Regions from separate parts of the Homo sapiens genome. Here all the other regions are linked to region 3. Evidence: chromatin loops called from intact Hi-C (ENCODE). Cell type or tissue: PC-9. All regions are shown on one strand.

Region 1 (8,000 bases), 620 kb before region 3:
GACATCCCTGTGATGGTTAACATAGAGTGTCAACTTGATTGGATTGAAGGATGCAAAGTATTGTTCCTGAGTATGTCTGTGAGGGTGTTGCCAAAGATTAACATTTGAGTCAGTGAACTGGGAAAGGCAGACCCACTCTCAATCTTAGAGGGCACCATCTAATCAGCTGCCAGCGTGGCTAGGATAAAAGCAGGCAGAGGAGCGTGGAAGGACTTGAGTTGCTGAGTCTTCCAGCCTTCAGCTTTCTCCTGTGCTCAGTGCTTCCTGCCCTCGAAGATCAGACTCCAAGTTCTTCAACTTTTGGACTCTCGACTCACACCAGTAGTTTGCCAGCAGCCCTCGGGCCTTTGGCCACAGACTGAAGGCTGCACTGTTGGCATCCCTACTTTTGAGGTTTTGGAACTCAGGCTGGCTTCCTTGCTCCTCAGCTTGCAGATGGCCTATTGTGGGACTTCACCTTATAACCATGTGAGTCAATACTCCTTAATAAATGCCCCTTCATATATACATGTATCCTGTTAGCTCTGTCCCTCTAGAGAGCCCTGACTAATACAATACCTTTTCATAAATGGTCAAACTTGAAGCCCTCCAATCAGACCCTGCCAAGCCAACATTCCTAAATCCTTTCCCATTCTCTCTGATCCCTTAAAACTTGCCCCCAGATCCCACATCTCAGAGACAGATTTGAGCCAGTCTGGCTGATTTTGTAAAAAAGCCTTTCTTTTCTACAAAGCTGGTGCCATAGTTATTGACTTCTGTGCACATTGGACAGCGAGCCCATTTTCTTGATCACAACTTTCCCCACAGTTTATGATAGTTAGATCATTCCCCCTTTTTCCAATCATACTTCACAACTATCTACTGAGTTTTTCATCAGATTTAGCATAAAAATAACAGGCTTCGCTGTGTCTTCAGGTTTTCATTTCCTTATGAAGGCTCCCATGCTACTTAAAACTAACATTAAATAAAGTTGTACACGTTTCTCTTGTTAATCTGTTCTTTGTTATAGGGGCCTCCGCCATGACTCCAGCCATGGGAAAGAAAGCTGTTTTTTTTCCCTACAGTATTTTATTGTACTCAGGCACAGAGACTTCAGAACCTGAGTGAAAAGGCCTCCCCTTAAGCTGTAAATGACACAGTATAAAATAAGTTGTTTGCTTTTGACACAGAAATCCAGTCAGAGCAACTCCAAGAGCAAGTTCTCCGGTTAATCTGACATGACTAATTCAACTAAAGTGGATTTTAAAAAATGACTTTAAAAGTAGACTGCATCCCAATTGCTTCCATCTAAACCACCCTCATTTCCTGTTCCTCTGCATTTTCTATTCCTGCTCTCTCCCCTCCTAGAATTCTGACCTAGCGTTTCCATAACACCCCGTGAACTGGAGGAGCTTTCTGGGTAATTAGCATGCAAATGCGCATTTCAATGCGCAATCATCGACAAGCCTTCAACTCTCCTGCTGAGGGATTGATTTTGTTAGAGGGCTGCAGAAGGTGTGTTTTTCATTTAGACATGCTTGTGTGGCTGTGAACACAAAGGGTAAATTCCATCTAGGCAGTAATTGATAAGGAACCATACGTGAAATGAGATATATTGCCATAGCAAAAAAAAAAAAAAAAAAAAAAAAACAAAAACCTGTGCTCTCTATTGGTCTGTTAGGTGCTGGCTGAAAAACGAGGATATCTCAAGGAATATTAATTTTGAGCAATTCTTTCTTTCATGTATTTAAAATACTGTTGTAAAGAAATTTATTTTAAAAAGTTTCAGATTACCTGCAAAATGGCTGTATTAGAAGTTTATTAGATCATACAAACTCAATGTATTATATCTAAATGTGACTCCCTTAAAAATGAGAGAATAGAGCCTTTGTTCCTTCCTCTTTTTCTCTTTTACTGGAGAGAGGTTAGTAAAGGTTTACTCTGGTGACATTTGGAAATGACACTGGGCTTGCCATTTTCTTTGGTAAACAGTTCTGCTTGGAGTGCCTAAAATATGTATCCTTAAGACCAGATTTCCCTGGCTTTCAGATGAGTTTTTAAAATGTGGTTTTTTGATGGGAAAATATTGTTCCTGTCCGTGTTGATATTTCATGGCTGGGATGACACTTTTTGTTGTATCTGAATGAGACTGGGCAGGGGGGATTCTGCAGCTCAGTTGTCAGGGGAGCTAGAAGCTTTTGGAGCCATCTTTTGGCAAGAAGGTGGTTGCCTGAAATTTGAGCTCTCTGCCTTTTCAACAAGGAGAGCTCAATTGACCCATGGGATGGAGGAGGTAGGGAGGGGAGCTTTGAGGATGAAAATGCACCCCTTCTTAGCATCCAGAACTGTCAGAGGCCTGTGAACCAGAGCAACTCCTTCTTGAATAGGAGCTGGGTAAAATGAGGCTGAGACCTACTGAGCTGCATTCCGAGATGGTTAAGGCATTCTAAGTCACAGGGTGAGACAGGAGGTTGGCACAAGATACAGGCCATAAAGACCTTACTGATAAAACAGGTTGCAGTAAAGAAACCGGCTAAAACCCACCAAAACCAAGATGGTTACGAGAGTGACCTCTAGCAGTCCTCACTGCTACACTCCCACCAGCGCCATGACGGTTTACAATTGCCATGGCAATGTCAGGAAGTTACCCTACATGGTCTAAAAAGGGGAGGTATAAATAATCCACCCCTCGTTTAGCATATAATCAATAAACAACCATACAAGTGGGCAACCAGCAGCCCTTGGGGCTGCTCTGTCTATGGAGTAGCCATTCTTTTGTTCCTTTACTTTCCTAATAAACTTGCTTTCACGTTACTCTGTGGACTCACCCTGAATTCTTTCTTGCTTGAGATCCAAGAACCCTCTCTTGGGGTCTGGATCTGGACCCCCTTCCTGTAACAGAACTATGGGTACATCTCTTTTCTTTTTGTTTTTTTTAAGCCTATAAGGGGACAAAATGTTAACAGTATTTCGTTACCTCTGGTCATGGGACTATGAGTGATCGTTAGTTGCTTCTTTAAATACTTGTCTACATTTGACTCTACAATGAGGCTGTATTACTGCGATAGTCCTAAAGTGTCAATTATTGTTAAAGCTCTCCATTCTGAAGAAGGTCGAGAGGTATCAGGCATGGAGCTAGCTGGTTGTCAGCAGGAGTGAGCCCCATTTTAGCTGGAACCTCATCCTGAGCTGCCCAACCCTGTACGGGCAGCCACCTGCCTTCTGCAGAGTTGTACTGGCCAGAGCATGGTGCATCTGGGGGTGTCTCCTCCCCACAAAGGAAACTTCCATTCTCCGCAAGGTGTCAGAAGAGCTGCCTCTGCTCCCCATGTTCACCTGGCAGGGCTGCAGTGCATTCCTTACAGCTGCTCTTGACTGTGGGACCAGCTTCCAGAACCTTGATTTATGAAACTATTTGGTGTCAGGTGATTTCTCATCAATATCCTATCACCCAACTTTTCATGGTTTGTGGCTGCTATTCCACAAAGCTCAGGCCTTTGAGAAAGCACCAGTGACTCAAAGCACAGGAGAAAGAAGAAGGTCCAAAATGCAACTCCCCAGTTTGGTTCTTACTGCTCAGCTTTCCTTTGAACAAATGACAACACTAGGGACCTGGGAATGGTAGCTGCTGAGGATAGTGTGACTTCTGAGCACAGGGGTGTCCCCAGCCCCTCTCCCATCATGCCTTTCCTCAATAAATGCCTGTGTTCTATACTCCAGACAGGAACACAATCTGCATATTCAGTAGGCCATTAAGTTTAAAAAAAAAAAAAAAGGTCCTGATGAATAGACTGGAAACAAATAGATCAAAACACGTACTCTGTGGTTGATAGAAAAATATTTTTCTTTCTTGCTGTATCTTCCATATTGTCCATAATAAGCAAGTATCTATTAAACAAAATATACATTCTATTTGTTCACCCATACATGAATTCCACAATGAAAGAGTCAGTCATTTGGCTTCAAGTTTTTTATGCTTTCATGATGCAGATTCTCCTAGAAGGTCTTTTACAGTCATGTGGTGGAGTTCATCCTTCTAGAATGAAGGTTTTGGAATTGAGGGACCCCAGAGAGCAGGCTCTGATAAGCCTGAGGAGGTGTGTGGCAGGAGGATGCAGGGGACTGGGAGAAAAGGCTGGAAGGTGAGTTGGAAAATCAGCTTTGCCCATCACAGGGTTTGCCAGGGGTGGAACCTTGTGACTCAGCACATTTTGAATCTTAAGTTCAAACTTGAAGAGCAGCCTTCCTTCTACACACCCTCCCCACTCAGCAATACTGGAATTCCTAGAAAGCCCAGCTGTTGCCTGGAGCACTCAAGATCAGGAAACAATGGCTCTTCTGAGCCCCTCCCTCACCCTTGAATTTCCAGGGCTCTAGTCTTGAGCTCTGCTCTTTCTCTCTGGGAGAAAGGGAAGCGGGAGTCTCTGGATGTTTCACAACAGAAAGTCCCACTCCTGCCACTGAGTGATTAAATATGATTTTTCTTTTAAGAAAAAAGAAGCCTTTTATCATACTCCTAGGGCTGTCAGAAACCATTTGGGCAGATTTTCCTACTCTTGTTTTTACATGCAAAAATGGGAGGTGGATGGGAGGGGAAAAAAATCTTTCTCTTCTAACCATTTTATGTTCATTGGATGAGGCCCTGAACATTAGGCTGTCAAAAGATAGATTAACAAGAGGAAGTCATATTAATTTACTTAATCTGAGTTTTATAAGACACGGGAAGCTTCATGAGAAAATGAAGACTCAAAGAAATGGTTAAACCTGAGTGTTTTTATGCTTGATTTGGTGAAGAGTGGAAAGTCGTGGAAAAATGGGATAGGGCAAAGGTGTATGAACAAAAGTAGCCAACTGGAGGAAACTTGGCAAGACCTGTTCATTCAAATTCTTCTCAGCATCCCTCTGTCTTCAGAAATAAGGATTCTGCTTTCCTCTGGATAGAGGTGTTACCAGAAAGGGATCCTGATCCAGACCCCAAAAGAGGTTTCTTGGATCTCACGCAAGAAAGAATTCGGGGCAAGTCCACACAGTAAAGTGAAAGCGACTTAATTAAGAAAGTAAAGAAAACAAATGGCTACTCCTTAGAAGACCAGCCCTGAGGGCTGCTAGTTGGTTATTTTTATGATTATTTCCTCATTTGATGTTAAACAAGGGGTGGATTATTCATGAGTTTTCTGGGAAAGAGGTGGGGAGTTCCTGTAACTGAGAATTCCTCTTCTTTTTGGACCATATAGCGTAACTTCTGGACATTGCCATGGCATTTGTAAACACTCAAGGCACTGGTGGGAGTGTCTTTTAGCATGCTAATATATTATAAGTAGTATATAATGAGCAGTGAAAGTGACCAGGGGTTTATTTTGTCGCCATCTTGTTTATGTTGGGTTTGGCCGGCTTCTTAACCACATCCTATTTTATCAGCAGGGACTTTGTGACCTGTATCTTGTGTTGACCTCCTGTCTCCTCCTGTGACTAAGAATACCTAAACTCCTGGGAATGCAGCCCAGTAGGTCTCAGCCTCATATTACCCAGCCCCTATTCAAGAGGAGTCGCTCTGGTTCAAATGTCTCTAACAGAGGGAGAGCACATGAAGGTCTCATGACCTGCTTCAAGGGAAGGCGAGAGAGACCTGTCTGCTTCTGCCACTTTCTCAAATTCCTTTGGCTTAAAATATTCAATATTCTAAGGTGCCATGTTTTGGAGTAGCACTTTCTGAACCCCATCAGAGGACATACCTGTCCTCATCTTGGCTCACTCTTACAAAGCACAGCAAGAACAAGAGAGGAGAATTTTCAATTTGCTCAGGAAAATGTCACCAAACCAAACTTGGGTTCACCTACCCAGCGCAGCAAAGTCAAACACTGACATCGGGATTTGCAGCAAGAGAAAGTGAGGCATTTATTGCAGGGCACCAAGCAAGGAGAGTTGGCAGCTCATACTTAAGACCCAAACTCTCAGATGGTCTACAGGTAAGGGTTTTCAAAGGCAGAAAGGCAGAGGTTACAGGCAAAGTCATAAATTCATACATGGAGGCTATACATTGGTTTGACCTAAAAGGCAGGACACCTGAGCAGAGGGGACACAGGCCATAGGTGGATTCAAAGATTTTTCTGATTTGCAACTGGTTAAAGAGGTGATGTTTTGTCTAAACATTTGGGATCAACAGAAAAGAATGTTAGCTCTGGCTTGTGGAAGTGACCTCCTCCCGGCCCCTCAGGAAGAAATTTAGAACAAAGAACTATAGTCAGAATGCAGTCCTTAATTCCCCCCTTATCTAAGGTCTACATGCCAGTGGAGAGTTTTATTTATTTGTTTGTTTGTTTGTTTTTTGAGACAGAGTCTCGCTCTGTCACCCAGGCTGGAGTTCACCCAGGCTGGAGTTCGGTGGCGCCATCTCGGCTCAGTGCAACCTCTGCCTCCCAGGTTCAAGTGATTCTCATGACTCAGCCTCCGAAGTCGCTGGGATTGCAGGCATGCGCCACCACACGTGGCTAATTTTTGTATTTTTAGTAGAGACGGGGTTTCACCATGTTGGCCAGGCTGCTCTCAAACTCCTAGCCTCAGGTGATCTGCCCACCTCGGCCTCCCAAAGTGCTGGGATTACAAGCGTGAGCCACTGCACCAGGCCTAATGAAGGGTATTTTTCATTTAGTAGGATCTGGGTCTCTGAAAAACAGCTCAGGGACATATGTTAAGATCTTTAGTTTCTATAGGGAACCCAGCATTTTGTGACTCTCACTTCCTTGGTTATTCTTTTAAGTTACTATTATCTTCTTGTTTATCAAGTTGCTCATTTACTTCTCAGGGGTCACTTAGGGACCTGGAATTTTCCCTTGAAGGAACTCAAGCTTTTCGTTTATTTCCTGCTTGCTTCCCAGCATGCCCCTAAGAGGGCTCCTTGCTCCCTCTCAAAAGCGGTTTGATCGACTGTTCTCTTTACTTCCAGTGGAGCCCTAGCTAAAAGGAGGGAGGCTATGAATTGTTTCTATTTTTTTCCACAAGTTACCAAATAATTCTTTTAGCTTTTAAAAATTAATTTTATTTTCTAATTAATAACTATAAGCTGTGTATACATTCAGGGTGCATGTGGTAATTTAATATAGTCATATAATTTGTAAAGATCAAATCAGTGTACTTGGGATATCCATCACCTTAAATATTTGTCTTTTCTTTATGCTGAAACCTTTGAATTATTCTCTCGTAGCTACTTTGAAATGCACAACAGATTATTGTAAATCATACCCTACTGATGTATCAAACACTAGCTCTTATTTCTTCTATCAAATTATATATTTGTACTCCTTTATTTTTATGTCTGAAAATCTGGGTCCCAGTGTTACCGATCACAGATTCTTAGGCTCTCATGCAGTGGAAATTGACAGGAGGCTGAGAAACTTTCCCATACAAGCTTTATTGGGGCTTATGTTCAAGCACAAGGCAGACAGTGTAGGAGCAAGAATTCTCCAGCTGGCTCCTGGAGGGTAGGTCTTTGCAGTGTTTTAAGGAGGGTGATATGAAGATCATGAGGTATGTGAGCATCATTACATGTGCAAGATAGAGCAAGGGGGTGCAGGTGCAGGGAGAAATCATGTTAGTACATACATTGCCTGATCAAAAAATGGCACATCAGCCCCTCCTGAGGTGGGGATTTTAGTAGTATAACAAGGCAAAGAGTCAGGATCACTTATTCTCCTGGTCCTGCGTGCATGCAGGTGATTGAGGTTACCTCTCTTGGGTAAGTTGTATGGTAGAATGCTGCTTATCTTAGTTTTCTCACATAGTTTGCAAGGCCTCGTTGTCAGCAGGTATATATGAAAGAAATGCATTAGTGGGGTTGGTGCCACGTTCCTTCCCTGCTCTATCCAAGTGGGGAATGGCATGGATGGGCTGAGAATGGATGATACTCATTGGGGGCAACCTCTGTGTCAGGAACCGTTTCCACTGCTTTATGTTCATTCATCCACTTACTTCTCAAACAACCATATGAGGAGGGAGCTGTCGTCATTGCCGTTTTCCAGGCAAAG
Region 2 (8,000 bases), 400 kb before region 3:
AAGGAGTCAAGCTCAACTTGCAGAGCCAATAAAAGCCCCATAGGGAAACTGGCCTCATTCCCTTGTCTATGCAGTCCCTATAAAGGGTCCCTGACCTGTGGTCACTAAAGAATGTCACTTTCTAACAGGTCCAGGAGCTCCAAGTTTATCTTGGAACCTTAAGAGGAGTGGATCACCCAACTCACGGGTATTTGAGGATGCAAACCTATGGCTCGGCTCAGCTTTAAAAAGGTCTCATCTGTGATTCCTTGTGGAAAACATTTCCAACAAAGCCAATCCAAAAGGCCTATGCAGAAATAGTTATTCTTGCTGCATTTTAAGCAAATAATCAGGCCAAGTATAAGACTAAAGTCTATTTTGCAAACCACTCAGTCCTATCATAATTTTTTTAACAAAAATAAGGACTGGAGAGAGAGAAATTATGTTCTAAAGCTTACCATACATTTGTCATTAAATCCTAAAATCATTAGTTGTTTTTAAGTTTTCACCTACATTTCAGACTAACCCTGCTTGCTCCTCTGAACCAACCAGCAATCCCTGGCTGCAGGTCAGAAAGAACAAGAGGGATGGGTAATGTAGAAATCCGGATCAATATTCTAGTTCTGAGCAATTATCCTGCAAATCCTGCCAGGTGATGGAATAAATAGGGTGCCCATCACCTGGAGGTTTCCTTTTTGGGAAAGTAAAACCAAGGGAACTAAACAAAGCCAAGCATCATCCATCCAAATCCTAGCAAGCATAACTATAGCCGCCGGTTATCTGGGTGTGTCACAAGACATCCTTTTCTCTCCCTTGGAAGAGGACTCAGTTCCACAGTTTCACCGTAGCATTCGGCTTATAACAAGGAGTCCATGCAATACCCCCTAAGACACATTTTTGTCCCAGACTCAATTTCAAGCTTTGGGTCAAAGCCCTGGAAAGAAAACTGGATCTGAGCGATCCAGAGGCAGATGGCAGCAGAGATTAAAAGGCACAGCGTAGGTGAGCGTAGCTGTTTCTTGCCGATTAAGCCAACCCCAAGCTTCCTGTTTCATGGATAAAGGCCACGTTAGTATCCATGGCATAAATGAGGTCCAGGGAACTCCGAGGCTACTGACAGTAGGTGGGATAGGGGCATAGGTGAAAATGGATAATTCCTATTCTCTGGGACCCCCTGCTTCATGGGTGCAAGCCGCTTTGGCATTCATGGTGGTGCCTGCCAAGGTCTCCAGGGCTCGGGGCTGCAAGGATGCGAGATGTAAAGAGGACGCTCTTCCCTCTCTCCCTTACTTGCCCCGGGTATCTGCTAGGAAGAGAAGGGAACCAAGGATGCCTGCTCCCCTCTTTCTAGATGGGTAGCCATTCATCTTCAGTCTGTACCCCTTTCAAATGCATCCTGGATCCTTGGGACTCCCTTAAAAACACGTTCTTTTTCCTTTCTTCTCCTCGGTTCTCCCTTCACTGATAGGTAATTGTGTCTCTCCTTACTACGGGACACTCCCCTCAGATGCATCCTCCAAACTGTTAATTTCCCAAACCTTAAACTGGTTGGCTTAGGATTGGACTCGGGGGAAGGGAACCCAGAAGCCCAACATCGTGGCAAAAGGGTAAAGTGTCTTTACCAGTCAGGCGTTTGGACTTTCCCTCCCTGTGCAAACTGGTAAAAGCTTTTTGAGCTGTCCTTACCCCTCCCCTTGTTTTGTTTTGATACATGTTTTCTAATAAACTGGTTTGTCTGTTCTTGCCTTCAGGCCATCAGACTCCAAACGGTCATGCAACCAGAGCCTCTGACAATGGCCCCTTCTGCCAGGAACCCTTAGATAGGAGCTGATAGCTCCCTCTGAGGGAGCTCTGACTGCCTTTTCCCCAAAACAGAGCCTCCTGTCAGTAGGAAGCAGTTAAGATCGGTCTTTGTCCTTATCCTTAATCTAAGGGCAGTTAGGTGTACTTCTTTAGAGCAGGGAATGAGGCAGCCAGGTGGGAGGGGAATCCCTGGGGAAACTCCAACCAGCCCGCCCTCTAAGGTGGAGGGTAGGGAAGTTTACGCCCTTTGCAGCGGGGAGGCCGTGGCCCCTCCTCTTCCTGTGCAGAACCTGGGATTCAAATGGCCTGGCGGGAAGTGCTCTAGCAGAGGGACTCTGGCCTTGTGAGAGTCCCTGTTTCCCCTTTTTTTTTTCCCCTTTTCACCCAATAAAACCCTGCTTTACTCACCCTTTAAACCATCTGCGAGCCTAAATTTTCATGGCTGTGGGAGAGACAAGAATCCGATCTTTAGCTGAACTAAGGAAAAGTCCTGCAACAAAATCATTCCTTAGTTTCTTCATTGGTGAAATGCGAGTGATAGCCACTTCACTGAGTCGTTCTCAGGATGAAGGGAAATGACAGGCAAAAGCACTTGGCAGAGCACATGACTAGATCATAGGTGTTCCCAAAATGATCGTTTGAATCTGTGGAATCATGCTTTCTTACCTTGTTCTTAAGTGGTGCTTTTCTTCCTGGGCTTATTCACAACACTGCGTAAAATAATTTTAGATATAATGACTAGTTTAGGTAATTAGTATCCTCTTCATTTTATAAATGGAATAATATTCAGACTCAGCGATTAGGGTTGTGTCCGCTTGAGACAATTATGCCAGTCATGTAGTATAATTTGGTTCAAAACATTTTTTCTCTTTTCCTTTTAATATACCTTTGCAGATAATTTGCATGGGACAATTTTCTTCTTACCCAAACAGCTGACTGAATCACACATTCTTGCTGGGATGAATCAGTGAGGACACACTATTATTGTTCTGAGATCTAAGACCTTGGTATAAAAGTTTTAAACGGAAGTGAGCAGTCACCTCTGGGGTAGTCTCCTGGGGGAAGGGCAACTGATTGATCACCCAAGTGACGCTAGTTCCAATTCATCATTGTCCAGGACACAGCCCAAGTCGTACACTTGCAAATGCATTCCTGTCACTCTCCAGGGTTGACTGGGCTCAGGGACTCAGACCAACCAACTTCACAAGAGAGGAAGTTAATAAACCAGCAGGCCAATTGGTTCATTTATCATGAATGATACCAGCATTTCCAGCCCCCACCCCATATGTGAACAATATGGAAAACCAGTTTGTGGGAACATCCGTAAGCCTAGAATCAGAACAAGAGGTATGAGTTGTACAATTCTAATGTTCAATGACACTGAGCTGTTTGGGTTCTGTCCATTTCAATTTGTTCTTTTGTTGCCTTCCAAGGTCCAAGGTAAAATGAAACCCTTTCAGGCATTGTTGTCAATAACAATCTGGCCTGAGTGTACCATGACTGAATGTTTCAGCCACGATTTTAGTGCCTGAAGTGGTCAGACCAGTTAATAATACCTCTCAGAAACACCCAACTTGTTGGCCAGATTCCTTGAATTTAAATTTTTTTAAAACTTTTTTGTTTAATTATAACAAGGGAATTACGTTGATCCAGTTAACACAAACTGTTGCCATGGTTCTTAAGTAGAAACAATCTTAACCCACCCCTGAAGCCAGGTAGGGTGAGGTGCTGTGAGCCCCCCATCTTTCCTCACTTGCCCATACCTGTGCTGTGGCCAAGGGCAGCAGCAAGTGTTGAAAGCGGTGCAGGAGGTGACAAGTGGCACAGACGTGGCCTGAGGGGGAATTGTGAGCACTGTGAGCTGGAGGTCATCTGTCTCCATTGCTTGGGAAGGAAATGAAACGTTGCCAATTGTTCACTTAGTTCATTTTCATTTCTATCCTTCACTTGATATTTCTGCCTTCTAACAAAATTGTCAGTGGGAGTGCCTTAAAATGCCATTTAAAAATAATATGTAAAATCTCCTAGTTTTCCAAAGGCTTCAAGTAAGCAGATTTTTTTTTTTTTTTTTTTTTTTTTTTTTGAGCCAGAGTCTGGCTCTGTCACCCAGGCTGGAGTGCAGCGGTGCGATCTGGGCTCACTGCAAGCTCCGCCTCCCGAGTTCACGCCATTCTCCTGCCTCAGCCTCCGGAGCAGCTGGGACTACAGGCGCCCGCTATCACGCCCGGCTAATTTTTTTGTATTTTTAGTAGAGATGGGGTTTCACCGTGTTAGCCAGGATGGTCTCGAGCTCCTGACCTCGTGATCCGCCCACCTCAGCCTCAGATTTTCTAGGGAAAGCTATGCAGATACAACTGAAATGCTGCCCTAAAAGAAGGAGCCATTAATCCCAATTTAAAACAGATTGGAAATCGCAACATGAGCCAACACCATGATCAGTTTCTCGTAAAAAGCTGGGTTACCTTTTAAATCCCACTTTTGGGAGACTTAAGCTAAAAATGAAGAAGGTTTTGTTTGGTTTTCTACAAAGCTGAACACCAAAGTTGAACGTTAGTCTTCAAATAAAGGTTTGTTCACTGGCTTCACACACTTCAAAGTATTTAATTCAATTATTCCGAGAGGCTACATATGAAATCATATCGCAAAAATGGCACCTAATCCAATAACTAGTAAAATATGAAATTCCTGTTGATATGAAATCAGCAATCCCCATAAGCCAAAAGAAGGACACACCTATCTTCACCTAGTGGAGAATGGTTTGTCTTTTACTAGTTCCCTGCTATTTTTAGCTGAAGTTAATCACAGTAGAAAGAATCTAATGCATCAGCTCACACTAAATGTTATTAATGACTAAGACAGCTTAACCTGTTGACCCACCCAAAGGATTAGTATTTTAACTAGGGACTATGCATTAACATAAAAGAATAAATCTCAGTTAGTAATATTTCAGGCATCTGAGACACAATGAGAAGAGAAATGAGTCAGCTCACAGCACATGGGCAATGTGGCCCAATGGGACAAAGTACAAGCTGTGGCTTTACTCTGATCTGAATGGAGTCCTGTGCCTGGAGCTTTCTAGCTGTCCACACCATTCAGATCTTAAGTAAGTTATTTAACCTATTGAAATGTGGGTAACAATAGCGCCTTCTCTGTAGGACTGTTATGATAAATAAATGAAATAATGTACGCAAAGTGCCTAGGACAGTGCCTGGCTTATAAAAAGACACCGTGACAGGAAAGCCAGTACATGAATGCTTCTCCATCTATCATAAAATCACAAAAAGCTGGTTCCACAATAAACTTCCAAATTTCACTTTCTCCTTACACTTATGGAATATTTCACAAACTTTCCAAGTACACAAATCTACAACCTTGCATTTAAGGGAGAAGTGAAATGTTTTTGTTTCTTTTTAAAATTAAGACACTATGGTATTTTCATTTTAGTTTATTTTTATAGAGATGGACTCTCACCATGTTGCCCAGGCTGGTCTCGAACTCCTGGCCTCAAGGGATCTTTTCTCCTCAGCCTTCCAAAGTGCTGGGATTACAGATGTGAGCCACTGCACCTAGCACGAACTGTTATTTAGAACTATTAAAGGGCTAAATAACCCTATCTACCACCTTATGTATTTATAGAACTTAGTTTGTGTTCATCTAAATATATGTAGAATGAGAGCTAGAACTGTTTTATAGTGAACTCTCAGACTCTCTTCCTCTTTGAAAAATATAATACTCAATAGTCGGAACTTGTTACTCAAAAGCTAGGTCACAGGGAAGATAAAGAAGTAATGCAGATGGGCGCGGTGGCTCACTCCTGTAATCCTAGCACTTTGGGAGGCCAAGGCAGGTGGATCACTTGAGGCCAGGAGTTCGAGACCAGCCTGGCCAACATGGTGAAATTCAGTCTCTACTAAAAATACAAAAATTAGCCAGGCATCGTGGTGGGCGCCTGTAATCCCAGCTACTCAGGAGGCTGAGGCATGAGAATCACTTGAACCCGGGAGGCAGAGGTTGTAGTGAGCTGAGATCGCACCACTGCACTCCAGCCTGCATGACAGAGTGAGACTCTGTTTAAAAAATAAATAAATAAATAAATAAATAAATAAATAAATAAATAAAACTAACGAAATCAGAAAGGGCATCAGGGAAACATCTTTAAAGAGAAGGTGAAAGGGAAGAAGGAAAACAATTTTTGTTAAAAATTATAAATAACTAGGCATAGTTAAATTTATTTTTTTTAAGTGAAATTTGTATTGGTGTTGTCCCAGTGCTGTATATAACAGAATATCTGTAGAAAAGCCCAGCAGAAAGAGGAGAAACCATTACAGGTTAAAAGGTTTCAGAGGTGGGGTGGTGGGATCAAGTTGTGTTAGCCAGCCTTGAAAGAATTTGCAAAATGGCTTTAAACTTGTCTGAGGCCAGTGCTGGGGCAGCCTCTATATCATTGCAGATGTGGAAGTATATAAAAATCTGATAATCCAAGTCATGAGCCTCTTATAATCAGGAGGAAGCTGCAAGGAATTTATGAAAAGGAAATTCCATTTCACCAGGACATGTGACTGTGATCACCATCTGTTTAAACATCTTAATAGTTTGCGGCAAACAACTAAAACCACTTTTTCCCCCCTACAAGTCTATCCAAGCACTTTCTGTGTGTCCAGATGGAATTTAAACCTCCCTTTCCTAATGTTAGACTAAAATCTCATTCTAAACTGGAGTGAATTGGGGCTAACTATAGTGGAAAACATTAAAAATTCATCCTTCAGCTACAAAATTTAATCAAGTGGTAACTTCTCTAAGGCTATGGTGTGGAACTTACTATTATAGAACAATCATTAGAATTAAGTGAAGCAAAGATCCTTCAAGCTCCTCCTCATTTTGATTTATTGATTAAAAAATATTAAGCATCTCTAATATAAGCATCTACACTTCAGTATCATCTCTGTTGTGTTTAAAACAAAAGTTAATTGAGGTAAATGTGTATACTTTGAAATATTTATTCTGACCATTATCACTTTCCATCTCATGAACATCAAAGATTTTCTTATTTTAATCTGCCATTTTAAAAACAATGTTGGTCAGGGCACGATGGTTCATTCTTGTAATCCCAGCACATTGAGAGGCTGAGCTGGGAGGATCTCTTGAGCCCAGGAGGCTGAGGTTGCAGTGAGTTATGATCATGCCACTGCACTCCAGCCTGGGTGATAGAGCAATACCCTGTCTCTAGAAAAAATAAACAACGAAAACAAAATTGATGCACTAAAGCTAAATTTATCAGATTAACAGTAATTCTAGGTAGCCTCACCTTGTGTCAATATCTGTATTCAGTGCTAAATTGAACAAAAAAGAAGAAATTCCCAAAAGGACCCACTGCAGCTTGCGTCCCTAACAAACATTTGATGAGGAAGGACCATTGATCATTATGTGCTTGAGATACATCCAGTCTCTGCCTTCGAGAAGCTCCAAGTCAAGTGAGACAAGTAGATAGAAAGGTGTCACATCTATTATCAAATCTTTTGCAAGCCCCTGCAATGGCTCAACTGTGCTGTGGATATCAAGTCCCCAGGCTGTACCGAGGCTTGGGCCAGAGTCAGAGAGGAACCGTGTCTCCACAAGATCAGCACATGGGGGCCTGGGAAGAGAAACTCAGGATGAAGAATTCTGGGTCAACTGCTCCTCCTCAGTGGCAACTCCCCTGCCAGCAAGGACTTTGAGATGATCGGTTGTCTTTTAAAGGATAGTGACGTTCCCTTGTACTGCCTCTACCTCTCTGCTTATGAAGTCACTACTCTGCCTTGAATATCTAACTTTGAGTAGATTCTTAGGGAAGGGATTTGGAACCAGATGAGAGAGAAAGACAGTTATAGATGGGTCTCAGGTCTCCAGAGTAGTTCCACATTTGAAGGTCTGTTCACTGACTCAGTTCTTGTTGAGTTTGCTGAGATGCTAACAGCAGGTTCCACACAATGTGGATTCTACAAGATATATTTGCCTGCCATCTCCCCACTTCCTTCAAAAATCAATGAGTTTATTTAAATACCTGTTTCTATAAAGCATCGGTTGACTTATTTCTTCAAACAGGAGAGATCCGGAGAAGGAGAAAGGACCATAACATCTCCCCTTCCTAGTATATCACAAATAGAACCATGAAGGACATAGAACCCAACCGAGAACCCAGAAGTAAGCCATGGTAAAGATGAACTCTGGAACCCTTTGAC
Region 3 (8,000 bases):
AACTCAATGCCAGAATTCCCCCCAAAATACCAAAAATGCCAGCAAATTAAATTCAATAAAGTCAGTCATTTTAAACAATCAGGTAGATTTTATCCTAGAAATGCCAGGATATTTCAATACCAGGAAAATAGTTTATATAAAAATACATTTAGATTATATAAGAATAAAAACCTTATTATCTCGATAAGTGATAAAAATCTAGCACCTATTCCCAATTAAAACAACTATATTTTTTAAAAACTTTTAGTAAATGTTAAACTGATAGCCAACATCGTATCTTTTAATAAGATTTTATAAAAATAATAATGGTACTGGTAAGACAGCCAAATTAACTTTACACCTTCTCTCTGAAGGCCTCCTGAGTAGCTGGGATTACAGGTGCACGCCACCATGCCCAGCTAATTTTTGTATTTTTAGTAGAGAGGGGGTTCCGCCATGTTGGCCAGGCTGGTCTTGAACTCCTGACCTCAGGTGATCCACCCGCCTCGGCCTCCCAAAATGCTGGGATTACAGGTGTGAGCCACTGCACCTGGCCTGCTTTTTATTTTTTAATTTCATAAAGTACTTTGTACATCTTCCCACATCAGCACATATAGACCTACCAAAATTTTTCGTAGTGGTTAAGTACAGTTATATGAATGAACCGTGATTTTTCACTCACCTATTAGGGACCATTTAGACTATTTTCTTGTTTTCTGCAATTACATACATTTAGAGCATCCTTGAATGTCTTTGCCCATTGATGCAGGTGTACTTGTTGGATTAATGCCTAGCAATAGAATTGCAGATCAATATTTGGATAGCTATTTCCAAATTAATATTCAAAAGACTGCATTAATTTATAATTCCACTAAAAGTGTGTTCAAAAATGTTGATAATTGTTGAGGCTAGGTGAGAGGCACATTAGGCTTTCATTTACTTCTGTGTATATTTTTAAATTTCCATACTCAATGACAGACAGGCATTTTCATTAAAAGCAGGTATAAATATGCCTGCTTTCACCACTATTATTTAAAATTATGCTGAAGTCATTCTGTAATAAGACAAGAAACAGAAATACTAAGGAAAATATTGCAAAGCAGTAGAAAAATTGCATTTGCAGATACTTTTTGCCTAGAAAACTTAAGAAACTTGATTGAAAATCTATTATAAAATAATTATTAAAATCAATAACTTTCTACTGATCTAGCAATAACCTATTGGGAAATATAACTTTTTTGGGGTGTTGGAACCTGGGAACAAATATATGTCTTAAAAAGATTCTATTGACATATAAATAATATTGGCAAGAACTGAAAGGGATTTATACAAAGAAAAAGAGAAAAAAATGAAAGCAAAAGTATTTGAATAGATTGAGAAATATATTATGCTCCTAGACAAAGATATCTATCCCTTAATTTGCAATTGTAACTAAAATTCCAACGGGACATTTTTAGAAGTTGAAAAAATGTATTTCCATCTGGAGGAAAAAACAGAGTAGCCAGAATACTTTGAAAAGAAAGAATAATAACATGAGATTTACTCTACCAGATGTTAATACATATTATAAAGCCATAATAATTACAATAATATTGAACTACTGAGGAAAGATTGACAAATATTTCAGAACAGATAGCCCTGAAAGAAAACTCAATATTCCAATAAATGAAGCATCACTAATGGAGAAGACATGGATTATTCAATAACTGGCACTAGGAAAACTGGCCAACCATTTGGGAAAAAAAAATCAGATTACATGTTCATTTCATGCAGTCTACTGAAATACTTTCCAGATAAAAAGATAAATGTGAAAACTGAACTATAAAAGAAGTTAAAAAAAAAATCTAAATGGATAGCTAAGTGATTTTGGGATGGGAAAGAACTAACCACAAAACAATGGAAGAACTCATAGATTTATCTGCAATAATCATTTAAAGCATCTGTATACCAAAAATTATAACAATATCAAATTAGAAGTTGTGAAGTAGAAAGATATTTGTCATGACTATCATAAAGTGGAAGAGTTAGTATTTACATACAGGTCCTTAACAACCCTTTTGAAAGAAGAAATCCCAAAACCTTTTGGGCAACAACAGCATCATTGAGCTTAAATTCAGAGAACCACTTTGAGAGGAGAGCTCATTTGGAAGAATCACTAACTTACTGAATTTTTAGAATGTTAGGTTTTTATTGTATGTTTTGTTTTGTTTCTTCTCACCTCATTTCCTGTGTTCAAGGTAACATCTGGAAATGCTTTCTTCTCCAGTTTATTTTTCAAAAGCTTCCTAGAATATTATACTCCTTATATCCTTTGGAAGAAGTTCAGTTGATCTCATTACAACCCCAGGGGTAGATACTCTTACTATTCCCATTTTCCAGATTAGGAAGGAGGTATTTTTGTGGCTTTAAGCATAAGTAGGCGGCAAACTGAAAAAAGTTGACATAAACAAGTCATTCGAAATAAAGTCATTAAAGGAGAATCCAAGCCCAGTGAACACTATTTAGAGAAAGAGAAACAGCTGTTAAAAGTACCTGGCAATCCTCAAAAGACATGTGCTCAGCCAGGATCCCTACACCCGCCCTCATCCTTAGTTGTGACAGACCACGCCCAAGGGTTACAACCTAGCTTTCGCCTCGAGCTAGAGAGAGATGAGCCTGTGAGGGGGTTACACCGACTTCAAGGGGGAAACACCGTCTGATCCCTGCACTTGTACTAGCACTTACTGGGGGCTTAAAACTGAAACTGTCCTAATCATGTTCTGACCTCATAATATGCATGAATCCTCTCACGTAACCATCACCAAACAACCCCAGGATTTAAGTACATTTATGATCCCCATTTTCCACTTTATGGAACTGAAGTTCCACAGAAAAGTTACATAGCTTGCTGAAGTTCACACAGCTAGCAAGTTGTATAAGCTGTATTTGAGCCAGGCAGGTAGCTGGGGCTGGAGCAGAAGCTCCTTGGCTATGTGAAGCCAGTAGCTATGTACAAAGCCCTTTCATACACAAGAGCTCATTTGACCTTCACAACTTCTTTGTGATGAGGTCAGGAAATATTCTCCCCAATTTACACTAAGACAACGGGAAGCTAGAAATGTGTTATTGGAATTAATCACCTTTTAAAAAAAATATCTGAAAGAGACAGAGAGCAGGGCATGGATAGACACGTGGTAAGGAATGACTGGAGGGAAAACAAGGCTTAAAAAGCTTGAATCACAGAAAAAAAAAGTGCCCTGAACTTTAAATAGATTAAACACAAGCTGCATTGAAGGGAAGGGAGCTGGGGAACAGGCAGGGGAAGGTTATCCTGAGCACAGCAAGAATGAAAATCATACCAGTTCATGAGCCAGCAAGGGGTTTAATAATACTAGATAATAAACATTGAGAAAAATCACACCCATAGCATTTCCATTATTTGGAAGCTATCTACCTTCCTGAAATACTAACTCCTAGTCCATGTCACTGTTTAAGACTCATGCTGTTAATTTATGTCTGTTTATTTACATGACCTTTGTTAGTTTAGATAACAAGACCGGAAGTTGTGTACAAACCACTAAGATGAAGTTCCCACTGAGCAATAGGATTTTCACCTAGCTTTTAAATACCATCATGGTAATAAAGTTTGTACAAATACTTTTAGAATTTGTTCACATAGAACTAAAACAACATCCGTTAACCTCTGAACTTGTTGCTTGTTTTTTCGATCACATTTTTTTTTATTCTGAAATACTGTGAGTACAAAGGAACTTCACAAGAAACATGCATGTTCTGAGAAACTTACTTTTATAAAATGATTCATGCTAAACCCACTAGCACTCCATCTGTTTAAAAGTAGGAAAATAAAGAATCCTTTTGCTATGACTTATGACCTCCTCATTTATCGGATTTTGTTTAAGTCCAGTTTGACGGGTATCAGAACAGATGCATATATATTCTATACTTAGTTCACAATGTTTAGTTCTTTGGAATTTAAAATCAATATGCATCATCAACTATAAGGGAAATTCTTTTATCTACCGTAAATGACAGCATTCCCAAGTTGGATGAAATGTTACTTGGTAGCATAGGATTTATCATAAGAACCTTGTCTGTGTGGTATTCGTATTCAATTCAACATTTTTTAAATAAGTGTCCATCTAAATCCTCTCTCAAAAGTGAACACATTTCCTATAATCAGCCCTTCTTGACCTTCCTTGCCTTCTTCAAATACGTATTCTTTCCTTCTATAATTCTGTCCCATCAAAATCCTTCAGTGAGACCTGTAGCAACCAAACAGGTTTTCAGTATGTGATCTCAAATAGTTTTAAAAAAAATTGGAGGATTGTTCAGACTGAAATATTTTGGCTATGCCTCCAGGGGAAAAAAAAAAGGCACTCTTAATCCATGGTTATAACAACATTGTTCTGTTTTTTTTTTTAATTGCCAGTGTTGGCATGAATGAAATATAGGATGACTCATCCAATGAGAATTTGAATGCTGGCGTAAAACCATAGAGAAAATCCAGGTGAGTTGAAGGAGAAAGAGATCAGGGACTTGTGAAGAAAATGCAGTCAAAAAACAAAAAGAGAGTGTCTATGAATGCAGGAAAACAAACAGCAGGTTTGAACTCTAATAGTTAAATCCTGCTAAAGGCTACTGACATACGACACCAGGATGGGAGAAAAGCCAAAGGGTGAAAAGTTTCTAAGCTGACTATTAAATAGATGTAACTCACTGACGAGTGTGCCCATGTGGGATTTTAATTACTCAGACATCTGTTTGGCAAGTGTACTACTAAATAGGGATCAAATACAGAGATCAAATTACATGGGGCAGGGAGTGGAGATGACATTCATGAGTCAGAAAGGAGAGCTATCGGCCAGGGGAAAATCAATCCCGGCTTTACATCTCACCAACAGAGAAGCAATTATTTTAGATGTGGGGCTGGTTAGCATCCTAGGTCATGAATTTAATTAAATAACCCTCGAGTGGCAGAAAACAGAACAAACCACTGTATTTAACTGTCAGTAAGACATGCTGCAAATAAATGGTCCAAATTCCTCCTTTTTTCCTTCCCTCCTCCCACATAGATTTGTTGTAGTTTTTCTTAAATTCACAACTCTCTTCCCTTTCCTAATGTAGCCTTCTCAGTGGCATCCAATAAATTCATTTACATACATGGCTTGAATCAGAGGCAGGGTTTGTCTCCAAAATTCCCACAATGGGATACTTGGGAAGGGGCAGGAGGGGAGAAAGGCACGAATTAAATCACCATTTGAATTCCTTCCTTAGGTTCAATAAAAAGGCTAATAATTCACAGAAATATCCTGGGATCAAAGAGAAGACCCTGTGGCCTCATTGGACATTAGTAGGTGCCTTGGAAGAAGCAGAGGCAGGAGACACAAAGGACTTCAAGTGATTGGAACAAGAACTGTAGAAGACATACCTAAGCACAGGAGAGGGGAAAGAGAGCGTTCAATTGCTTTTGAAATGAGTATTTAAAAACCAGCCTCACTCAGGGTGGCCCCTTGCAGTCCTCTGCTGAGTCAACTCTCTGCTTGGCAGCCTCTTGTCCATAGCTGACTCAGGGCAGAAAGGTGATTGATTGCCTTAAGAGCCTTCCCCTGACCTCTCCACTCGGCTCTCCTTCCTCCACCCCACCATTCTTCCAGAGCCCAGCTCAGATCCACAGGTTTCTCCAAAATGCCTTTCTTCCATTTGCAGATAACAAAAACCAGTTGGAAAGAATATAGGTAAAAGAGTAAATTTACTGGAGGGAAGCGTCTTACAAGGAAGAGTTGAACAACTTAACCTCCCTCAGGGAGAAGTAGCCCAGGGCAGTTCCCAGGACCTCAGAGGCTGAAAATCACAAGTGCCTCCAAAGGGTTCGCTGCCATTAATGATTTAGCTACCAACTCCCAACCACTGTCTCTCTGCGCAAATCTAAAATTCCTGGGAGAATCTGATTGGCACATATACACATGCACTCACACACACACACACACACACACACACACACACGCACAGTATGTATTCAAGCTCAAGCTGTTAAATAAACTCAGAAAATCATCCTACAATGTGGCTCATTCCTTCTAAACTGGTCTTTTTGCTACCATTTTAAAGTTCTAAGAAGAACTACCTCAGATACCGTTAACCTGAGTTGAGCAGGTGTGGAGGATGGTAGAGCCAGATTCCCATGCCCAATGAAAACAAAGTGGCAGCGGTCCTGACAGAGTAGATCTTGAAAAGAGCTTTTTCTTACTTGGGCAAGCTACACTTTTAAAGTGTCTTGCCCAAATTCCCCTCAAGGGTTGCCAGCAACCAGGATGGCTCGTGGAACTTTGCAGCCTCATTCATTTATTCAATAATTATTTCTTGATCTCCTGCTGCGCACTAGGCAACTATGCTAAGTGTTGTGCTGGACACAAAGATGAATCAAGCATGGTTCCCGTTCTCATGGTGCATAAACATAGACCTGCATCTCTTGTGTGAGCAACAATCTTAAGGCCTTCTAAGAATAATTTTTCATATGAATACTGATTTTTAAATCCCCCCCCCCCCCGCCTTGGATGAGAAACCTAAAAATTGTGCCTGAACTGTGAGGCAAGGTCATTTGTTAAGGTTAAGATTTCACTCTTGGTATTCAGAGCCTTCATTAGGCTACATCAGATGAGAACTGAGATGGCTTCACAATTAACCACAGACAGGCATCATTTATTTTTACCATGTAACTTGGAGGGTATGATGGTGCTGGGTGTGGAACTACCTTTTGAAAAACCACTAATGTTTTCTTTCACCTCTGAACCAAATAGATAACTGAGCATAAGTTAATTTTTAAAAATTCTAGCCATTTACCTTACCTTCATTTGGGAGCACAATTGGGAAGATGCTTGGCAGCTAAGCTCCCAGAGGCAATACAGGAGCTTCTAATTAGCAAGGACTGCTAAGGCCACAGAGAGTCTACCCGGGCTATATATGCGAAGTGTCTGAACTTCTGGTTTGGATTCACATCTGAGAAAATTTGATGTTCTGGTTTGGTTGGATTCCAGTTTGAACCAGTTGCCTATGTGTTCTCAAATTTGGGGTGGGGGTGCTCAAATTATGGTGTCAATTTTAAGATTTAGCAAATTATTAAGACTCATTCTGGTTGTGGGTTGAGGATTTAATTCAGCTCATATTTGTGGTTAAGGATATAAAACGTGTGACCAAAAATCACAGCAGTTGGAGGATGGGTTTGTTGGCCCTTGGTCCTAAAGAGGAGATATGGGTGGAGCACTAGAGTATTATGGGCCACCCTTTGTGCTACTCAGATCCACTTGCCGCTTGGGGTAAGTTCATCCACCCAGTACTCGACAATTCCAGGATTCTCATTGGCCTTTATTACTGGGGAAACTTATAAGGTTAATCAGCAAACTATAGTCAGTGCAGCTGCAATAGATCTCAAGCCTGAGGTAACTGACATTTCACCCTTTTCTCTACCCTGTCCTCATTCTAGAATTGCCTCAGCCACTGCCAGCAGCCATGTGGTCTAGGCAGACTGTCTGATGGGGTGACCCAGACCCTTGACTCCAAGATTCTGAGTCCCTGGTCCCCATGTCTATCCCAGCCCTAGCTTCTGTTCTTGTCTGCTTACTGTTAAAACTAGATATGAGAGCATCAGGAAACATCCCATCAGATCACCTGTGTGCCAAACATTCTTCCCTGTGTTCTGTGACAAAGTTCTACCTCCTCCTGATGATCAGGGTCAATGGTCTTGCTAGTTTAGTGACTCTTTTTCCACTGGTCTCTTGGCATAAGGAGACTGAAGTGACTGAGTGGCAGCTGTAGTGTGAAGTACAATGGGACTTTGTGTCCACTGATGAAGTATTACCCCAGTGAAAGCCAAGAACACTTGACCCACAGAATCTAAAGTTTTGGGGACAGGAAGCACAAATTCCCCAAATGTACCACAGGAAATGACAGTAAGCAGAGCCATGCCTACTTCCCCCTTCTCCCTATAGTTTCTGGACCTATGTATTCTACCTACTGGGGACATAGCA
Region 4 (8,000 bases), 200 kb before region 3:
CCTGAGTATGGCCAGGAGAGAACGTTTCCTGTTCCTTCTGGTTCTTTCTCCAGTTCCTTTTCAAGACTCCATTGTGGAGTCCTCTTCCTGAAGATTTTCACAATTTTTTTCTCTCTGAATCCCTTTGTGGCGTTATCAATTCCTATAGCTACGCTTTTCCTAAAGCTTTAAATAAAATCTCTTTGCCGATTACTTCTAAATGTTTTCAGCCTCAGAACCACATTTGTGGCTGCATGTTAAACATCTCCACATGAATAATCTGTGGACAAACCAAAATAATGCATCTTCTACGTACCCTAAGTCGACTTCTCTTTCTGCGTTTCCTGTTTTTGGTAATGGCTTCACCACTCTTCCACTCTCAAGGGCGTGAAACCTCTTAAGCATTCCTAGCACCTGTTGCTTGGTCCTGCATTGTGATTCTGGCCTCCAGTCCTCATCCTTGCTTCAAATTATATTCCACACACTGAGCTCCTTAGAGGGTCCTCGTCATAGAACCCCCCGGCTCATAACTTTCCATGCTTCCTCGCTGCCCACAGAACTCGGCCTGGCACTGAAGATCCCCATCAGTTTGGGCCTTTTAAGTTCTTCAGCCATTTTCTGGGTGTAATGACATGCTCTCTTGAATAAGAATCCAAATCCAAGTGTTTTCCCTCCTTCAGGGTCTGGCTCCAACATTTCCTCCTCCTCAGACAAACTCAGTGGGTAACAGTCTCTTCCCTCTCAATACTATCACAGCCTTTTGTGCTGTTAGCAACTTTTCTTTTTATTTAAAATGGACATTATTTTTTTACAGAAGTTTTAGGTTCACAACAAATTGAGAGAACTGTGCAGAGAGCTCCCACAAAGCCCTTCCAGACACACACATTCAGCCTCCCCACCACTGACATCCCAGTTGGCACCAGAGCAGGACGGTTGTTACATTCGATGAACCTGCCATAACATTTCATTGTCAACCACAGTTCACAGTTGACATTAGGGTTCTCTCTGTGTTGTACATTCTGTGGGTTTTGGCAAGTGTATAATGATACATACCCACCATTATATTAATAGTATGATACAGAATAGTGTCACTGCCCCCCAAATCTGTCGTGCTTCACCTCTGCCTCCCTCCCTCCCCCAAATGTGCTGCACTTCTCATACTCACCTCACTGTTTCTGTTGCTCACCTATGACTCTCTCCACCCCATCGTAGTCTTCTGTTACTATATAGATCTCTAAAAGATGTAGATTACATCTTTGAAATCCCAGTTAAAGTGCAGTCATTATCTCCTAAGACCCAGGTTTTATAGAAATTGGAAATTTTCTTTGGGGACACAAGCCACTAAGGTTAGTGGTTACTTAAGATGAAACTTGACAGGGGAGACATTTTACAGCCTAGTAAAGGTCAGTAAGTATTTGGTGACATTAGAGATGATTTATGCTTTATGTCATAGTTGTGTATGCTCCCTCCTAAATGGTTTCTCTATAGATTAAAAAAAATGTATGCTTCCTAAAACACTTTACACCTCTGCTATGGAGAGGGAGAGAGAGAAAGAGAGAAGAATTGGACCTTGGACAGGAATACATAAGTGCATCCTTCTTTAAGGCAGTCTCCATTTCTAATGTGAATAATAACCTCTTAATTGGTTTTCTAAATTTGGACTTATAAAAGATCCTATTATAAGAAACAAGCGAGTAAATGCCAAACAGGTTAACAGTAACATATGCAGAATATGGTATAATATTGCTGCAAAGAACTCGGCCAAAACGGATACAGCGTTCTAAAGTTGTTGGAACAGCCTTGTCAGCAAGTGTCTAAATGTTCCCCCAAATCTGTAACCGCTAAAGGAAACAAACTTGAAAATAAACAAGAAGTACCATAGGAAAGGAAGGTGATACACCAGAGCAAGACATTACAGTTTCCTATAGCAAAAGGTGTGATGCATGATAGTTTTAGATTGGCCAGCAGTAATGAAACAGGCAAGGCCACTTCTGTTCTGTCCCGTCCTCTTTGGCTGGGCTCTTTGGTCTCTTCTGTGATTTGTGGACACAGTTTTCACAGGTGCTCAGGGTGGCATTGCCTCTCAGCTGCTCTGTGAAATATCAGCTGCAGGTTCTATGTTGAGTTCATGTTCATAGTGACTCTAAGTCCCATAATCATATTTTGATTTAACTACATTTTGTTTTCAATAAAAGTCAGCAAAGATCTATTAAGCGTCTACTCTGGGGCAGCCCTCTGGGGACAGTGATGACAATGACAGTGAAGTGCCTGAGCCAGGCACTGTTGTGGACTCCGTTTTTCCTCACAGCAGCTCCACGCTCCTAGCACTGCATCTGAGATGCCTTGAGAAGCCGACACTCACTTTTCTACCTGTGAATTCGCTTGCTTGGCCTCCCGCTTGCTTATGCCCAGTTGCCTCCATACTGGGGCAAAGATCCGAGAAAACAAAACTACATGCGAGTGTTTAGCATTTATTGTTTCCTTGGTGACCAGTTGTGTGAAGCATTTTTGGAACATATTGCAGACAGCTCTGGGTGTGGCGAGAAGGAATGACGGTCCGGGTGAGAAGGACTCAGCGCCTGCCATGTCTCGGATCCCTTTGACCTGGGTTTCTTGCCCCAAGGTCCCCTCCCCTGCCTGTACCCTTTGCTCCTGGCTCCAAGGAGCACCCCAAAGTTCCAGCCTATCCTGAATGATGAAGATAATTATATTTTTTCCCTCTCCTTACTGGTAGCTGGGACAAAGTTGGGATTTTTTTCCATGAAGGTATTTTTACTGTGGGTAAGTGGGTAAAATAAAAAGAGCAGAGGATCGCATAGACTTACAGAAAGTGAGTGTGTTCTACAGAAAGGCTGTGTGTTTGTTTAATCTAGCTCCCATCTACCTCGTAAGCAGCTTTCCCTCCGGCTACTTTAAGTAGTTGAGCAGGTTTTTCTTTTTCTTTTAAAAAATTATGTCCCTTTCATTTATTTATGTGTTTATAAAACAAGAGGCAGTTGAGAGCCATGGCCAAGAGCCCAGGTTCTGGAGCTGTGTTGCCCAGATCTGAATCCCCTGCGCCATGCAAAGGTCTCTGTGACCTTGAGCCATCACTTAACTCAGCCTCTGCTTTCCTACTGTAAAGAGGGGGGCTGTGTAATAGTTGTGCCCATTTCACAGGGTTAAGGTGGTTACATGGGAGGCTATTGGGGTGGTTAGCAGATACCCGATGTATACTAAGCCTTAAATAAAAGTTAGCCTTAGTGATGTATTGTTATGGGCCATTTTTTGAAATGATGAATGTTGAGGATGAAAAGGGGCCATACAAATAGAAAACCAAAGAATATAAAACAAAATATGAAACTCAACCGCTTCCTACAAGTAAGATATTTTTTTCTTTTGATTGGAAATTATCCATCAAATTTGATAATGTAAGAGAGTCAAGAATATATTATGTCCTATTTCCCCCTACCTTTTTTCCCCATAATTTTTATTTCAAAATAAGCTCTAGAGATTCTTAGCTGGTTCAGCAGGTCATGGAGTAAAATTAAAAAATAACAATGAAGGGGCACTGAGCTAGGTGCCAGGGATATGAGTGTGCCTGGTGGCCTACACCGGAGGTCATGCTTCTTGCACATGGAATAGAGCAGATGACATTGCTTATCCCAGTGGGGTGTGAGAGAAATACTCCAATTAATTGTATGTAAGGTGCATTTTGTGGCATAAAAATGACAAATCCAGCTAACACCAACTTGTCAACTTTAGTAAGGATGGTGCAGATTATTAGGGAGAAAAACAATGTTGTACATACTATACTAAAAATACCATTTTAATGTTTGTTTTTATTTTCATTTTGAAACAATTTCAGACATAAAAATGTAGCAAAAATAATACAAAGAACTCCCATATGGCCTTCACCCAGATGCTAACATCTTATATAACAAATAGTACAGTTATGAATATGAGGAAACTAACACTGATACAAGATGACTGCGTAATAATAGAAAGCTCTTATTTACATTTCCGCACTCATTCCACTTTTGTTTTCTTTCTTGTCCAGGATCACCTGATGCATTTGGTTGTCATGTCTCTTAGTCTCCTTTAATCTGGACTATTTCCTGTCTTTGTCTATCATGACCTTTACACTTTTCATGAAGACTGGTTATTTTGTAGAATGGCTCTCACCGAGAGCTTGCTTCCTAATGATTACATTCATTATGCAGTTTTCACGAGAATACCAGAGCGTTAGTGTTGTGTCCATCTCAGCGCACGTATCAGAAGGCGCGTGATGTCCACTGATCTCATCACTGAAGCTGTTGACTCTGGTCAGTTGGTTACGGTGATGTCAGTGTCAGCTCTCTCCACTGTTAAGTCACTGTTGTTTCCCTTTGTTCTTAAGTATGTTGTGGGAGATACTTAGAGATTGTGTAAATATCCTGTTTCTCAGCATACTTTTGCTCAAAAAAATTGAACATTTATTGCTGATTCTTAATGTGTAACAGTTATTACTGTGGTATTTGCAAATTGCTGATTTTTTAATTTTCATTATTCCTTCTACATAGTTGAAATTGTACTGTAAGGAAGAGTTTCCTCTTCTTCCATAGAACGTGAAATCATAGATTCTTATTCTATGGCTACTGTATTAGTCTGCTTAGACCCACCACCAAAATGCCATCAGTTGGACGGCTTAAATAACAGATACTTATTATCTCCCAGTTCTGGAAGCTGGAAAGTTCAAGATCAGGGTTCTGACAGGGTTCGGTTTCTGGTGAGGGGTCTCTTTCTGGCCTGCAGATGACCACCTTCTGCCCCTGTCCTCACATGGTGGGCCTGGGCTGGGGATGGGGGCATTGAGCTCTTTGGTGTCTGTACTTAAAAGGACATTAATTCCATCAGATCAGGGCCCACCCTGATGAACTCATTTAGCCTTAAATACCTCCTAAGGGCCCCATCTCCAAACAAAGTCACACTCGAGGTTAGGGTTGCATTGTAGGAATTTGGGGGAGACAAAAACATTGAGCCCATGACAGTTACAGTCTGTTATTATCACTATTTACAAAAAGGTTATTAAAAAATATTTGGAAGAGGGATTATTGCTAAAGCAAAGAAACTCTGTATTGACCATCAATACAAAGTAAAACTGAACGTCGTATCCTGTGGTGTGTTAGTATACCGTGTGTGGCCTGTTGTGCTGCTTTCTGGGCAGGGTGCATGACTTGGCTCCTGATCGCGAGAAGCTGTCATTTTAGTTCCTACCTACTCTCTTGTCCCTGTTGCCATGTTCCTGTCCATTAGTATTTAGTCTTGTAAGAAGAATAAGAGAATTGATGTGTCAAACCTTGCCTGAGTCTGCTGGCTTAATTGGGTGGATGATGATGGAAGGTGAGAGGACCCAGAACCCAAGTATGTTGTAGTAATTGATAGATGGTGAGTCATCCCTGCAATTTGCATATCCTGTCCCAGCTTTAGAGGACTGTTGGGGATTTTGAAACCAAAACTTAACAGAATATGAATTCTGCTGTTGCTCAAGTTTTTGAGTTTGTTACCCTTTGTGGCTCATTCTGAAGTTTTGCTGATAATCATATATTTGCTAATGTCTAAAAACAGAACGGTTGGGTCACTGCTGTAAGGCAGATAAATACAGCAGTTCTAGAACCTGCTGACTTGGTGGATTCACATCTACAAGGGAAAGCAGTTTTCGTTGTAAAAATCCCCATTTCATGTATAAGAAAGATGATTCCTATCTAGTCATGTTTTTAACAGTCATCTAGTAATTCTGTATTTTAACATCTAAGTAGCTACTTATATTCTGAATAGCTACAAAGCAGAGCACTTGAAACAATCTTTAAAACATAGGGCTAGAGGAAAAAATATAAACCACATGATTAAACTGTTATGGTGATCATCAGGGACAGTGTAAATCATTATGGAAATTAGGTGGAGGAAATGGCATTGTATCATTACCAGCTTCATATCAAACAAAAAGGCTGTTTGATATGAAACCCCAGCCCTCCAAATAACTGGGACCACAAGTGCATGCCACCATACCTGGCTTTTTTTTTTTTTTTGTAGTCATGAAGTCGCCCTGTGTTTCACAGGCTGGTGTTAAAACTCCTGACCTTAAGCGTCTTCCCTCCTTGGCCTTCCCAACATGCTGGGATTACAAGCATGAGCTACTGCGCCTGGCCTTGGGTGTGCTTTTGGAGTCAGATGGAAACTTCTTGAGAAATACAGAGAGCATCTTGTAGCTAGTCCAGTCAACCAAAGACATTTTTGGAGAACATCTAATACCGCTTCCTTTTGTCATCTAGTGAAAGTAAAATATCTTTTTTTCTTAATCCTGTTTTGAAGACATCTTATAGAAAGGAGGGCTCCCCTGCTCACTCCTTCTTTAGAATTGAACACTTTTATTATCACATGTATCATGTATCTACATGTGCTAATAAAAACAAAAACTACAGCAAAGACTGGGTTGTCTTTGGTTGGAATAGGAAATATATTTCCTCTAGAGTGTTAAAAAGGGTAAGAGAAAACTAGTGAAACTGATTTAGCTAATTTAGTCAACAAGTTAGGAAAATGACATTTCCTAAAGTTCTGATGGGGTTAGCTCTACCTCCTCAGTGGAAATAGTAAACCACCTGGAATTTTACTTTTAGTATATGTCATTATTTGTATTTTAAATTTATCTTCAGTGTTGTTTATATATTACTTTAAAGTCACTCTTGATTTTTTTAATTATAATACAGAACTTTGTTTTCTTTTAAAAGGACAACTTATTTTATAGTTAGCATAGATTGCTTTCCTCGAAATAAAAATTGTCATTCCATTCTAGCATCCTCTGCCAATTGCAGTATGACTCGAGGTATGACTGCAGTTGTCTTAGAATCATAGGTCTAGTGAGTGCTTTAGGCTTCCACATTTTTGAAAAGAATGCAAGTATGGTGGACCTTTAACCACATAAAAGTAAAATATTAAATGAAGCATGCTTTTAATAGCCATCCTGTCATTTTTAAGGTTTCAATAGTGTATGTTTAGAGGCAGTGAATTTAAAAGTGTTTGTATATTAAAGCTTAATAATCCTTAAGCATTATTAAGTTTCTGGTAAATTGTTCTGTTTGATGGGCTGTCAACAAATCATGTGGAAATAAGAGAGAAAATTGTTGTTTTGGATTTTTTTAGCAAGGAGAGTTATGTAAACCAAAAACAAAATTCTGAGGTCCCCAAACCATCTGAACGGACCCCTCCTGTAGGCCAAGGGTGTTCCAAAGTTAACCTGAAAAACGTGTTCAGGCCATGATGGAAGAGGGGGTTGGACATGCCTCATTCTACCATTTTCCCTTTTGGAATTCAGGAGAAGCCAACCAGCATTAACCTCAACACAGATCTTAAGTCTGATAAGAAGCATTTACAGTCTGTTCTTTCTGAAGCTTGCTACCTGAAGGCTTCATCTGCATGATATACCCTTGGTTTCCAAAACCCCTTATCCTAACTCAGACATTGCTTTCTATAGAATAACTCTTTGAACCAGTTGCCAATCAGAAAATTTTTCAATCTACCTATGACCTGGAAGGCCTGCCTTCCCCTGCTTCAAGATGTCCTAACCAATGTGAATCTTACGTGTATCTGATATCTCATGTCTCCCTAAAATGTGTGAAACTAGGCTCTGCCCCAGCCTCCTTGGGCACATGTTCTTAAGATTTCCTGAAGGCTCTGTCATGAGCCGTTGGTCACTCATATTTGGCTCACAATAAACCTCTTCACATTACAGAGTTTGACTCTTCGTTGACGTTACTGTTTCCTGAGTATACAGCAACAATTTAAAGCATTTAGGGTACAATTTTTTCTGTGATTTTTGAGACTTTTTCTAACGATCAAGATTCATACTATAAAAAGGACTTAAATAATGGATATGAACATTTATAAGTTTGAGATGCTGTGCACATTTACAAAAACAAACAACTTCTTCAAAAATTGCTTGGCTGGTGGAATTAGTCTGTGGAGAATATTTTATTGAATTTATTTTATGCCAGTAAAATAATCTT

What was found. A loop is a pair of places that touch in the nucleus more often than their neighbours do. Peaks named below come from ENCODE experiments on the same cell type or tissue, not always from the same donor. Only the 100,000 strongest peaks of a DNase experiment are listed, where the experiment ranks them.
Region 1: it touches region 3 in a loop (15-fold over the local background); 8 of 110 quality-filtered maps call a loop at or near these places.
Region 2: a loop joins it to region 3, with 19 times the contacts of the local background. A loop is called at or near these places in 5 of 110 quality-filtered maps.
Region 4: it touches region 3 in a loop (4-fold over the local background); 4 of 110 quality-filtered maps call a loop at or near these places.

What each region holds. Positions count from the first base shown.
Region 1 is chr10:23,049,485-23,057,484 of GRCh38, reverse strand. All of the region lies in intron 2 of LOC107984215 (a long non-coding RNA gene), which reads left to right. Among named protein-coding and RNA genes, the nearest start is that of MSRB2, 42 kb to the left of the region's middle. RefSeq lists enhancers at 1,169-1,708, 4,836-5,336. In PC-9, no CTCF peak of the experiment used is centred here; DNase peaks (open chromatin) are centred at 4,274 and 5,464; H3K27ac peaks cover 963 bases.
Region 2 is chr10:22,820,002-22,828,001 of GRCh38, reverse strand. No RefSeq gene overlaps it. Among named protein-coding and RNA genes, the nearest start is that of ARMC3, 100 kb to the left of the region's middle. RefSeq lists an enhancer at 2,355-3,554. In PC-9, no CTCF peak of the experiment used is centred here; DNase peaks (open chromatin) are centred at 2,791 and 4,671; H3K27ac peaks cover 2,263 bases.
Region 3 is chr10:22,424,852-22,432,851 of GRCh38, reverse strand. No RefSeq gene overlaps it. Among named protein-coding and RNA genes, the nearest start is that of LINC03027, 9.1 kb to the left of the region's middle. In PC-9, no CTCF peak of the experiment used is centred here; DNase peaks (open chromatin) are centred at 3,561, 4,381 and 5,531; H3K4me3 peaks cover 2,537 bases; H3K27ac peaks cover 4,052 bases.
Region 4 is chr10:22,628,201-22,636,200 of GRCh38, reverse strand. All of the region lies in intron 1 of PIP4K2A (phosphatidylinositol-5-phosphate 4-kinase type 2 alpha), which reads left to right. Among named protein-coding and RNA genes, the nearest start is that of PIP4K2A, 82 kb to the left of the region's middle. In PC-9, no CTCF peak of the experiment used is centred here; no DNase peak of the experiment used is centred here.